Regions from separate parts of the Homo sapiens genome. Here region 1 is linked to region 2. A link is a contact called in ENCODE Hi-C or POLR2A ChIA-PET data. All regions are on one chromosome and are shown on one strand. Each heading gives the region's core, a stretch centred on a gene start or an enhancer-like site at or near the end of the contact. The rest is flanking DNA. Distances are from core to core; before and after follow the strand shown.

What was found. A loop is a pair of places that touch in the nucleus more often than their neighbours do. ChIA-PET counts read pairs that join two places held with the same protein, here RNA polymerase II (POLR2A). Pooled maps may share reads with other maps.
Region 1: a loop to region 2 is called in a pooled map, with 4 times the contacts of the local background. The contact joins two enhancer-like sites. A Hi-C loop is called at or near these places in 3 of 37 single-sample maps with no recorded cell type and 5 of 50 pooled maps. POLR2A ChIA-PET finds 5 or more read pairs at or near these places in 3 of 52 experiments (MCF 10A, activated CD4-positive, alpha-beta T cell and naive thymus-derived CD4-positive, alpha-beta T cell).

The regions. Positions count from the first base shown.
Region 1 is chr4:102,683,279-102,689,567 of GRCh38, forward strand. All of the region lies in intron 7 of MANBA (mannosidase beta), which reads right to left. Among named protein-coding and RNA genes, the nearest start is that of MANBA, 75 kb to the right of the region's middle. RefSeq lists an enhancer at 4,432-4,481. Within about 2 kb of position 4,218, at least 6 of the 41 ENCODE cell types and tissues checked have a DNase peak (open chromatin) inside an H3K27ac peak, as active enhancers do.
Region 2 is chr4:102,805,879-102,811,288 of GRCh38, forward strand. It overlaps UBE2D3 (ubiquitin conjugating enzyme E2 D3), which reads right to left. Exons shown (of 8, transcript NM_181891.3): 3 at 3,914-3,977; 4 at 3,794-3,825. Among named protein-coding and RNA genes, the nearest start is that of UBE2D3, 19 kb to the right of the region's middle. Within about 2 kb of position 3,478, at least 4 of the 41 ENCODE cell types and tissues checked have a DNase peak (open chromatin) inside an H3K27ac peak, as active enhancers do.

The DNA.
Region 1 (6,289 bases), core at 2,968-5,467, 120 kb before region 2:
AAGTTTTAATTGATTGTAGAGTACTTATTATTACATCTATTTTCCTACAATAATTTAATTGGAGAATCTTGATCCCAGGAGCAAACGTACACAGCAACAGCCTTCTGCTGCTTTTAGCAAAACGATACCTTATACATAGAATACTTGAGAAATTCTTATAAAATAAATTAGGTGTAAGAGAAATATCAACTAATTGGTTTCCTGTTTTTCCATAAAGGCAAGCCATAATAAGCATTCAAAAATATGTATTAGTTCATTAAAACACGTTACCTAGTCAATTCAGTACAATCAATTAGTAGGATAAAAACACTCAGTTAACCTGGGCAGAAAATGGCAAAAACTGATTGGTCAGATTTTTTATTCCATTTACCCAGAGTATCCTCTACCATTCCCACTTATACACAAAACTTTTTCTTTTGTTAAAAAATCAATTTGGTTTCCCAAACTGATAAAGCTAACTCTCCCAGACTCACATTCTAAGGTCCCTCAGGCAATGATTTATTTGGCAGAATTTATGATATCCCAACATTTATTTTTTATTTTGTTATTTATTAATGTTTAAATTGCCTGTTGATATTTTCCCTATATTACCTCCCTTCTTGCTTAAACCATTTGCCCCAATGTCACTCAACATAAGAAAATTCTCAGTCATCAAGATATTCTGCCATGTTCACAAAGAAATGTAGTCGGCCCTTTCCTCTCTCTCAAGTGTCTGCATTCTTTTCATGATTCCATACATTTCTGCTGTATGGGCTGCATTCAAAATCTGTAACTTCCCCAGGACCTTTTGTCTGAGTCAGATATGCTGCTGTCTCCTGATATACTCAGTTAAAAAAAAAAAAAATCCTAAACACGTTTCTAAGCTCAGTGGAAGAGGAGAGGCATGAAACAAAGATATAAAACTGAAGCAAGATGGATTTCAATGAGGTATATTTAAAACAGAATTATTTTTGCATAAAGCAAGCCCAGGGTAACAATAAACAAGAGCAATAGAGGTGAAATAAGGAGGGGCTGGTGATGAGAAAACAGTGTTCAATGTCCTGTCTGACACAGTACCAAGTGCTGGCGAGCATGAGGAGCCTAGGCAAGTCTCATATAACCACTTTGGATGGCAGTTTAGCATAATCTACAAAGCTGAACTCATGCATCCTCCATAATCATGCCATTCCACTCCCAGCAGACATGCCGTTGGGGGCATATGTGCTCCGAGTGTTATATCAGTAATGTTCACAGCAGCATTACTTGGAATAGCCAAAACTGGCAACTACTCAAATTGCAACAGCAAAATGTGTAGTATAATAAAATTTTATACAACTTAAATAGACAAACTTACAGTTACACAGAACAATAAACAGCAGTCCCCCCTTATCTGCAGGGGATACGCTCCAAGACCCCCAGTAGGTGCCTGAAACTGCAGATAGTACCGAACCCCATATATACTATGACTTTTTCTGTCTGATAAAGGAGAAGGCTGCTGAGTGACTAACAGGTGGATAATGTATACAGCAAGGATATGCTCAACAAAGCGATGATTCATGTCCTGGACAAGACAGGGCAGGACAGCACGAGATGCCATCATGCTACACAGAACAGTGAGCAATTTAAAACTCATGAATTGCTTATTTCTGGAGTTTTCCATTTACTATTTTCAGACCACAGTTGACCATGGGTAACTGAAACCACAGATAAGGAGGCACTACTGTACCTAAATGTCAAAAACATAATGCTGAGCCAAATTAGCCACACACTAAAAAATACATGCTATATGGTTCCATGTACATAAAATTCAAAAAGAGACAAAAGTAACCTAGTGATGGATGTCAGGATAGTGGATCTTCGGGAAGGAAACAGGGGTCATTACTGGGGAGGCTCGCAGAAGGGAGGGGAGAGTTTGAGGTGTGAAGTGCTAGTAATTAATGTTCTGTTTCTTGAACATGTTGACAGTTACCTGAGTGTTCATTTTCTCATAATTCATTAAGCTTTTCACTTATGGCTTGTGTATTTTTCTGTATGTGTCATATTTCACAATAAATAAAAAATAAAATGTTGTTTGACCAAAACTCCCTAGCTTTCTTTCTCAGGCTTACTTTTTCACCCTAAAACTCCACTGACAAAAGTGTTTGCCAGTCTTATAGAAAGAAAATATACTTTAAATGGTCCTAGAGACCTTCAAAATTACCTCCATCCTCAAGCTGCATCCTTTCCTCCCATGTGTTATCTTTCACCACTATTACAACGAAAACAGAGCCCCCCATCCCAAAGTGAATCCATCCTCTTCTTATCTCCTACCTCCCAGAGACCTTGCCCTCTCAACTACCTCCCTGCTTTCTAACTCTTTTTAGTCTTTCCCTCGCTACTGGCCCCTTTCCATCAGGATTTTGCTGTTGCTTTCCATTCTCTTAATGGTATCCTTTTCTATGTTGAAATCATTGCAAACTTGTAATAAAGTTCCAACAATAATACAAAGAACTCCTATATATAATACAAAGAATCCAGAGACCCCCCCATTCAAGTTTTCATCAGTTGCCCCAATAACATTATGACAAAAAAGATCACTGCACTGCACCCAGTTCGTACATAGTCTCTTCCACTGTAGGACAGTTCCTCAATCTTTCCTTGACATTTTTGAAGATTATAGTAGATTGAAGACTGAAGACTGAAGACTGAAGGCCCTTGTGTCCTTTCAATGTGTCACATTATTATTGAGTACCTCCTTACTTCCTGGAACAGCAAGATATTTCAGGCTCCAGCTCGAGAATCAGTCATTTCTCCAAAGAGCCCTGATTGCTTTCAGCACAGAGTGGTATTCCAAATCAACATATGGGTCCTAAATCTACTCACTGCTACTAGAGAGCCACTCTTCCCAGGCGCTCTGAGAAAGGATTAGGAAATGTGTGAAAAGAACTAGGAAATGTGTGTGTGTGTGTGTGTGTCTACCCACACATACACATGCATTTACAAAGACATTTATTTCTCTGTCTACACATACTGAAAATCATAACTTCATACTATTAGCTCCAATTTGAATCCACTGTAGCTTTCCCCCCTTCTATGTTGATACCACCTTTCTCCATTCATGAAAAGGCTGGCTTCCACCACTTCAATATATTTACTTATTTGTTCAGTTGCCTATGTGAAGCCAATCTGATCCCAACTGGCCACCATTACCACCTGGTCTAAGCATAGTTTCCAATCAGACGCTTTCAGAAGAGTTGCCTATATTCACCGTCTTTACTTCCATACCTTGAGTCATTCCTCAACCCACTACAATTTGATTTCCATGCTGATCAAGGTGACCAGTAATCTCCTTGCCACCAAATCTAAAGAATCTTTCTCAATTCTTTTCTAACTTGAACTCCCTTGCAGCATTCAACACTCTGAACATTCTTTGCTTCTTAAAACACTCTTTCCCTCTGGTTTCTGTGACTCCCCACTCAAATTGGTTTTCCCTCCACCTCGTCAACCATTCCTTCTTAGATTCTTCTACTGGCTTCTCCCCAAACCCCAACCTTACTAATTATGACTGCCTGGGGTTCTGTCCTAGCTCTTTTCTCTGTGCCATCCCTGAGGTATTTCATCCGCTACCATGGCTACAATTATCTACATTCTGCTAACTTACACATCTATATCCTTAACCCACATGCAATCCCTAAGCTTAAGATCTATCTAATGAAACACCTATCAAATATTATTCCTTGGGTGTCTCTCAATCACCCCACACAAAACACATCTAACACTGAAATAATTTCCACCCAACCCCTTCCCCCAAACCTTCTCTTCTTTCTGAGTAATGTAACTCAATGAACAGAGTTGCCCTGCCTGTTCAGAGGCTGCCTGTTCAGCAGCCCAAACCAGCAGCTGAGGAACCATTCCTAACTCCTTCTTTTTTCCCACCCCCACATCATCAAGCCTGCTGAGGTTATATCCTAAATCTCTTTCAGATTTATTTCCTCAGCAGTTCTGTAGACCAACCAATCCTCATTTTTTGTCTGAATCACCACCACAGTCTTCTAACTGGTCCCCTACTCTTGCCATCCTTCCAATCTGATCTACACAATCTTTGTAAAATATGCATATAATCCTTACCCCCTCCTTAAAATCCTTCCAAGAATCCTGGCAGCACTCAGGACAGTGCTTCTTCCTTCACGTGGCTCACTAGGCCCTGCAGGACTTTGTCCTAGCTACTTTTACAACACCATCTCTTGTTCTTCAACTTCAAACTCAACCACAACTGCATTGAAATTTCTTTCACTTCTGCAAACACACAACATCCTTTCTAGTCCTTGGGCCTTCACGTTCTTTTCCCTCCGCCTCTTTGCTACATTACTTGGCCAAATTCTACTTATCCCTCAGGACACAGGCTCTGGGAATCTTCCCAGAATGCCCCTGCTCTGCACTTCCATGGCACTCTCTACATCTCTAGAGTGCTAATATATTCCAATGGCTCATTTAATGATTGAACTTCCCAATCAGATCATTAGTTCTACTAAGGTCTCAGAGAGAAACAGAAACAGTGTCTTAGTCACAGCTCTATCACCAGCACCTAGCAAAATAGCCAAAACACAGTAGGTGTGCCCTAAGTATTTACTGAATGAATCAGCCTCAAAAAATAGCAACTCTACGGCAGCCACAGCCAAAGAGCACATTTCACACACATGCATTAACTCAAGGTGTGGGGCAGTTAAACATCCTCCTTAAAGCAAACTCCTGTTGCTGCTCGATTCAAAGGCTGGCATCTTTATGTGTAATGAACAATAATACAGTCATATTAGCCTGAATGTAAAAGAATTATTTCCCTTAGAAAAAGACAGAAGTTCCTCTTCTTTCTCTGTAGTAAGTTGGAATGACTCATTATTTTTTACATTTTCATGAAAACAACACACAACAAACTCACTGTGTGAGACAGCACACATCCTCTCAGCCAAGAGGGGTACGACAAGAGTGAATGCTTTGGCCCTTAAGACGGGTCCAGGATGTTCTCCCTGTACATAACTCTGTGCATGTGTGCGTGCGCGCGCACACACACACACACACACACAAACACACATACACTCTCTTCCCCTCTCACACACACATACACACTCTTTCTCTCTCTCCCCTCCCCCCTTACACACACACACACACACACACACACACACATTCACAGTGTCTCAGAAAATACACAGCATGATTGAACAAAAGAAAAACAGAAAATGCACTCCTGAAGGACATATCTCCATCCTTAGCATGTTGTCTGGCCCACAGGAGAGGAAATACCAAATGTAAGAGGTGACACCAGCCAACTGTAAACACCGAAGCTGGTGTCTGGGAGAGGAGGAGATCTTTGAAGAGGGTTAATACCATTTCTACTAACTATATGCCATGACTCTTATAAGCCAGATCCAAGCCATCTCGTTCTTATTGTCCCTATTTTACATATTTTGAGATTAAGTAAGTAGCCTATAGCTAATAAATAACAAAGTGCAGTTCTTTCCAATTCCTAGTGCTATATCCTAAAATGGGTAAAACTGAAAAATCAGAAAACACCAGTAGAAGCACCTTATTCAGAAAAATGAAGAAGAATGTCAGAGGAAATAAATAAAAGTTAAAAATGGTTGGTTCTGGGGAGTAGGAAGTAAGAATAGGAAGTGATGGGCAAGAGGTCTTATTTTTCATATAAACTTACTAGTAATATTTGAGTTTTAAAATTACACATGTATTATTTTGATATAAGGTACAATTTTAAATCATAGCAGGAGACTACTTATTGACAAAATAATATCTAAAGTATGATCCATTTAAAAATATAAGGCCGGGCGCAGTGGCTCACGCCCGTAATCCCAGCACTCTGGGAGGCCAAGGCAGTAGATCACTTGATATCAGGAATTCAAGACCTGCCTGGTCAACATGGTGAAACCCCATCTCTACTAAAAATACAAAAGTTAGCTGGGCGTGGTGGCGGGTGCCTGTAATCCCATCTACTTGGGAGGCTGAGGCAGGAGAATTGCTTGAACCCAGGAGGTGGAGGTTGCAGTGAGCCAAGATTGCACCATTGCACTCCAGCCTGAGTGACAGAGCAAGACTCTGTCTCAAAAAAAAAAAATATATATATATATATATATGTGTGTGTGTATATATATGTATGTATATATACACACACAGAGAGAGAAGCTTTTGAATGCTGTTACTAAAGATGATCTCTGATGGGTGGGGACACAAGAGTTTTGACGGTTTCTTCTTTTCCCATGAAGATCTGTATTACTATTTTTAAAAGAAATAAAATTATTTCACAAAATATTTTAAATTACTT
Region 2 (5,410 bases), core at 2,228-4,727:
CTGAAAGCCATAAACCAGGATCTCATCATCAACTTCTTCCTCTCTTATCTCAGAATCAAGATAGTTATCAAGTAAGATCTTTAAAATTTCTTGAATTAGCTTCTCCTTTATGCCCACTGTCACTACCATCTTAGTTCATGATGTTATCTTCAGCCTAGATTATGGCAATAGCTTACTAATGATTATCCCTCCATCCTAATGATAAAGTGGTCTTTTAAAAATGTTACTCCCCTGCTTGAAATCTATGATAGTTTTTAAGATAATTCCAACTCCTAAGTACATACGGTGCTTTATGATCTGGGTGCCCATCTAGTTTCATCTTCTGTCTCTTCTATAGAACATGTTCTCTACTGCACATAAAATATTATATGGATAACATATCTTTTTCTCTTCCCTACTTGGAATATTCTTCCTTATAATATAGCCCTTCCTTTGTCTTATCTGCTCCCTACCCTTCTTTTATACCTCTTTAAGCACATAGTTACCATTATCCACCCATATATCTAACATTTACTTATATTTCTCTTTTATTAGACTACAAAGCTCCTCAACGAGTAAGGTTAAAGGTGGAAAAAGTCTTCAGGTATCAGTAACCTACGTGGGAAATGACATAATAATACACTTGAAAAAAAAGTTGAAAAAATAATCCTTATGGACCAAATAAAATAGTACCTATGGACCAATTATTTTAATTCAGATAGTTTTTCTGGTTGACTATGCTCAGGCTGCCAAAGGTTACATTTTTCAGATACTTTCACATTTTTCACAGGTACTCTCTTCTACATCTCTGTCATAGATTAGGTGGGAGTTAGTGTTGTTCTCTAAATCCACTTTTTCTGGATTTCCAATAAAAAAAAATTTAAGCAAGTAAATATCAGAGGCAATAGGTAAGGAAGTCAATTTCTTCTAATTACATCAATTCTTGTTGGAAACTAACCTTAATACAGTACCCCACGCCCCCCTCCCCAAAAAAACCCACGCACACAAAAAACTAGCAATGCTGTCATTTCTTTCGAAGGTTTAGTTTTTAGTCAATAGTTGTGCTTCCGAAGTAGCTTACCTTCAGAAAGAATAAGCCAGTACATATGATTATTAAAGCCAAGCAATTTTGCTGCATAACTAATGATCTAAAGGATTTCCCAACAACTCACTAAAATCAAAGTTACTCTATTGAAACTCAAAATTAGATGGTATATTCCCTACAGTCAGGAATCTTCAGTTCTGTGGCACTGGCACCACTTTAAGGGACCTAAGTAGTAGTCCAAAGCAAAAGTGACGTTGTTAACTGTCCAGTTCTCCCACTAAATCTGTAATTTATGGGTTGCTTTAGGTCACAACTGCTTGCTACATAGAGCAACCATACTCACAAAATAAGCTACTATTTATCTTATACAGTGATGCTTTGTCACAAAGAAGTATTGAGAAGCCAAAAGAACAAAATGAGTTGTTTCATTGGTGCACTCCACAGTAAGCATATAGTTAACTATTTAAAGCTGGCATCTAAATTATGTGCTTACTTATGTACAAGACAATACCCGTACTTTGGGTGGATTTTTATAATCTTTGACTCCTTCTTGAAATTTACCCAACCAACAGTGAGAACTAACCTTTTTAACTGAAAACATATTTCAGTGAGTACTGCTACCAAAGCAAAACCCAGCAGTTGTGGTTAATCAGGTTAATATTTAAATGGTTCTGAAAATCACATGCTTCTGTTTGTAAAAGCAGAAAACTGCTAGTCATTATATTAAAAGGTTGCTGAAAAAGTTCAGCAAGGAATAGCCATCACCTGAAATATATATTTAAAAAATGAAAAAAGGTAAATGTTTTCTCAAAATAACAGCAAATTAAGTAAACTGCTAAAAAATCTGTCAGAATAAGCAACACCATTCTCTAAAAAAATTACTACCATACACTCATCATTCATGTTTCCTTTTGATTGTCTATAGGTATGTTCCTTGCCTTTTGGGAAAAACTAGTGTGTTGTTCAAAATAACAAAGTCTAAACTGTCAAGCAGAAAAACCAACTAGTTTTAAAGAGTTAGTTTATTCTGCACACCATCCAATTAGAAGTTTTAATTACCAACGCTTCTGTGCTTTCTTAGTATTGACAATTTTTATAATGAAACTATCAACTACCCTCTGAATCAAAGATGAGCTTTATTTTAAGGCATTTTATAGCATTCTTTGAAAACTGGTAATCCAAAATGGGAAAATTCTAGAGGTTGCAAAAGCAACTGCTTTACAAAACACTAGGCAGATAATATGGAATTGACCTAGTAGGCACTGTGGTAAACACATATCCCATCTAAAAAAGGGAGGCAGCTGTCATTCCATCCCAAGCCATTACTGCTTATGGAATGTGGGCCTACTCAGAAGGCTTTTATTTGAAGACTGCCAACTTTCAAAAATATCGTGTGGGCCAAACTGGGTAACTCAACATTTAACTGCGTGTATTAAAATTAAACAATATTGCTACCAAATTAGATAAAAGTAAGTACTTTTAATAACTACAAAGCCAGGATTGTGCATTTCGTTATTACAGGACTATTTTTACTGTTTTAAATGTTACTTTGTTTTAAAATGATCCAGGACGTTTCAAAGTATTAAACTTAATATTTGCACCCCTGCCATGTCTTACTTTGATTTAGTTTTTCTACCTTTAGGGCACTAACATTTTAATTACTCTAAATTAATCCTCCCTGCTTCAATTTCCCATTAATTTATCCTACTCAGCACTTCATTCACCAATCACTTATTTTCCATCTTGTCACACTTCAGCACTTGTTTTAGGTATCTGTCTCCTCTAATACAGTGTAAGTTCCCTATAAGATCGACAGGGATGTTTATTATGTTCAATTTGTATCCTTATTACCTGGCACACAGTATGTACTCACATTTGAGACAGAAAAATGACTAAAGTTAGAATCAGAATTACTAAATAAATACTTGTTGATTCGACTCATCTACTAACTCTAAGAGCATTTTTTCCTTTAGAATTCTAAATATTACTTACTGACCATTATCTCACCTAGTACATTATTGCTCTTTATGTTGCTTATAAAACCACCAAAAAGGGAAGACAGTTTTCAGGAAGATACACATGTAACTTAGAAAACAAATCCTTAAGCGCCTTAGCAAGTTAAAAAAAAAAAAAAAGTTAAATATTTGTGTAAGATACAGTCTTACCCCAGGATGTTTTAGTGCGCTCTAATTCTCTGAAATTCTTAGATGGTATCCATAATTCTGAATATTCAATTATCCAGCATATAGTTGCTTATCTACCCAGGATAGAAAGGAATTTTGCTATATTCAAAATATCACTTTCTGCCTAAATATATTCAAATTTTGCATAAACTGAAGTTCTATAAAGAATCAAATATCAAAATACAATTAAGCTAGATTATTGGCAGCTGCAGTAACAGAATAAGATCTCTGAGTAACACAACGCATGGCATATCAGAGCCAGTAACTTTGTCTCTATAAATAACAGGAAGTTCCATGACAATGCTTTACACAGTGCTATGTAGAAAAACTGAACTGAGATACAGAGATGTTTGGTAGGTCATAGAGATGGCTATACTCTAGAACGTGAACACAGGGATAGACACAAAGTACACGTAACAAATGACTAACTCATTATGTTTTTTCTTTCAAATGCAGTACAACTATGGAATATCCAAAATAGAATTAACTATATGATAAAATAAACCTACAGACCAAGTTAAAAATTACAACCAAATCAATGCTGGATTTTCACTTAAAACTAAATTTAAAAATTCTTAATACTTACAGGTCCCATAATTGTGGCTTGCCAATGAAACACTAGAAAAAGAAAAAAAACTCTGGTTATCTAAAAATGCACAAGCTTAAAAAAAAATTAGGCATAAAAATCAACTTGCAAGTTACTTACTATCATCCCCAACTGGACCTGCAGAACATTGTGCTGGAGGGTCACGGGCCAAATCACTAAGTTCCTACACCAAGACAGAAAATGGGTGAGTCACATAAGCTTAATTTAAGAAAACAAGCAAATGAGTCCACTGCTTTCAGTTACTTTCACCCTATTTTTAAAGGCACACTCCATCACAATTCACATAAATAATATATTCCATTAGGAGAGAGAACATGCCTGAACATATGCTGAGACAATCATCTTAGCTAGAGTTCGTAAAAATATATATGCAAACACATTGATACAAAATTTTTTATTTACATAAAAGCCAATCTCTTACAAACCGAAATAGCTATAATTAGATATTCTCATAGTTTAAGAGCTTAGACCAGAGAGAGCTCAACATTCACGTTATTTGTTGAACTTCCAAGACCACTTTCAGAGGCCCTCAACTGTCTTAAATTCTTTGTTCTTCCTGAACCATCCTTCCTCCCCAATCCACTAACTCTATTTTCTACCTGAAAACAAACCAAAAAAACTCTCATGGGGCTAAGTACCTTTTTTGTTTTCTAATCTCCTTATTCTCTCAACTCAACCTTTTTTTTTTTTTTTAAACTCAGCATCCATTTTTAACTATTGAAATTTTTTTTTTTTTTGAGACGGAGTCTCCAGGCTGCAGTGCAGTGGCGCAATCTGGGGTCACTGCAAGCTCCACCTCCCAGGTTCACGCCATTCTCCTGCCTCAGGTGCCCGCCACCATGCCAGGCTAATTTTTTGTATTTTTTAGTAGAGACGGGATTTCACTGTGTTAACCAGGATGGGTCTCGATCTCCTGACCTCGTGATTGAAATTCTGACCCTGAAGAGCGTACTTCTGTAAGTAGAAAGACGTTTGCTCTTAACATATAGTCTGCACAATTCAATATGAACGTTTTATTTCCAACAAGTATGTAGTTCACTGTTCCATGACTTGTGCATAACAATATGAATTATCTACTATGAAAATATAGTTTATTAGAATATTTTTAAGATGGTACAGCTCCATCTTACCAATGATATAACCAATGTCTAATAATCACAAGTTAAAAAAAAAAGACAATAAATAGAACCAATGTTAATACATTACTGCCTTCAACATTTTCAAACTAACAGTTTCTCTTAAGTTTAGTCTATGGCATAAGTCAGTACACCCATTAAGTCTAGGGACTACTATATCTTCTATATCCCCTTTCTCATATAAACACGGAAATAACACAGAAGGGTAAGGTTTGGGATTCCATTTGAACAGCAGAAGACCACTAGGTACGTGGCTCATGCCTGTAATCCTAACACCCTGGGAGGCAAAGACAGGGATCGCTTGAGCCCAGGAGTTTGACTGAGACCAGCCTGAACAACAAAGGGAGACCCCCGTCTCTTCGAAAATGTTAGCTAGGCATGGTGGTGCATGCCTGGGGTCCTAGCTACTCAGAAGACTGAGGTGGGAGGATCACTTGAGCCCAACAAGTCAAGGCTGCAG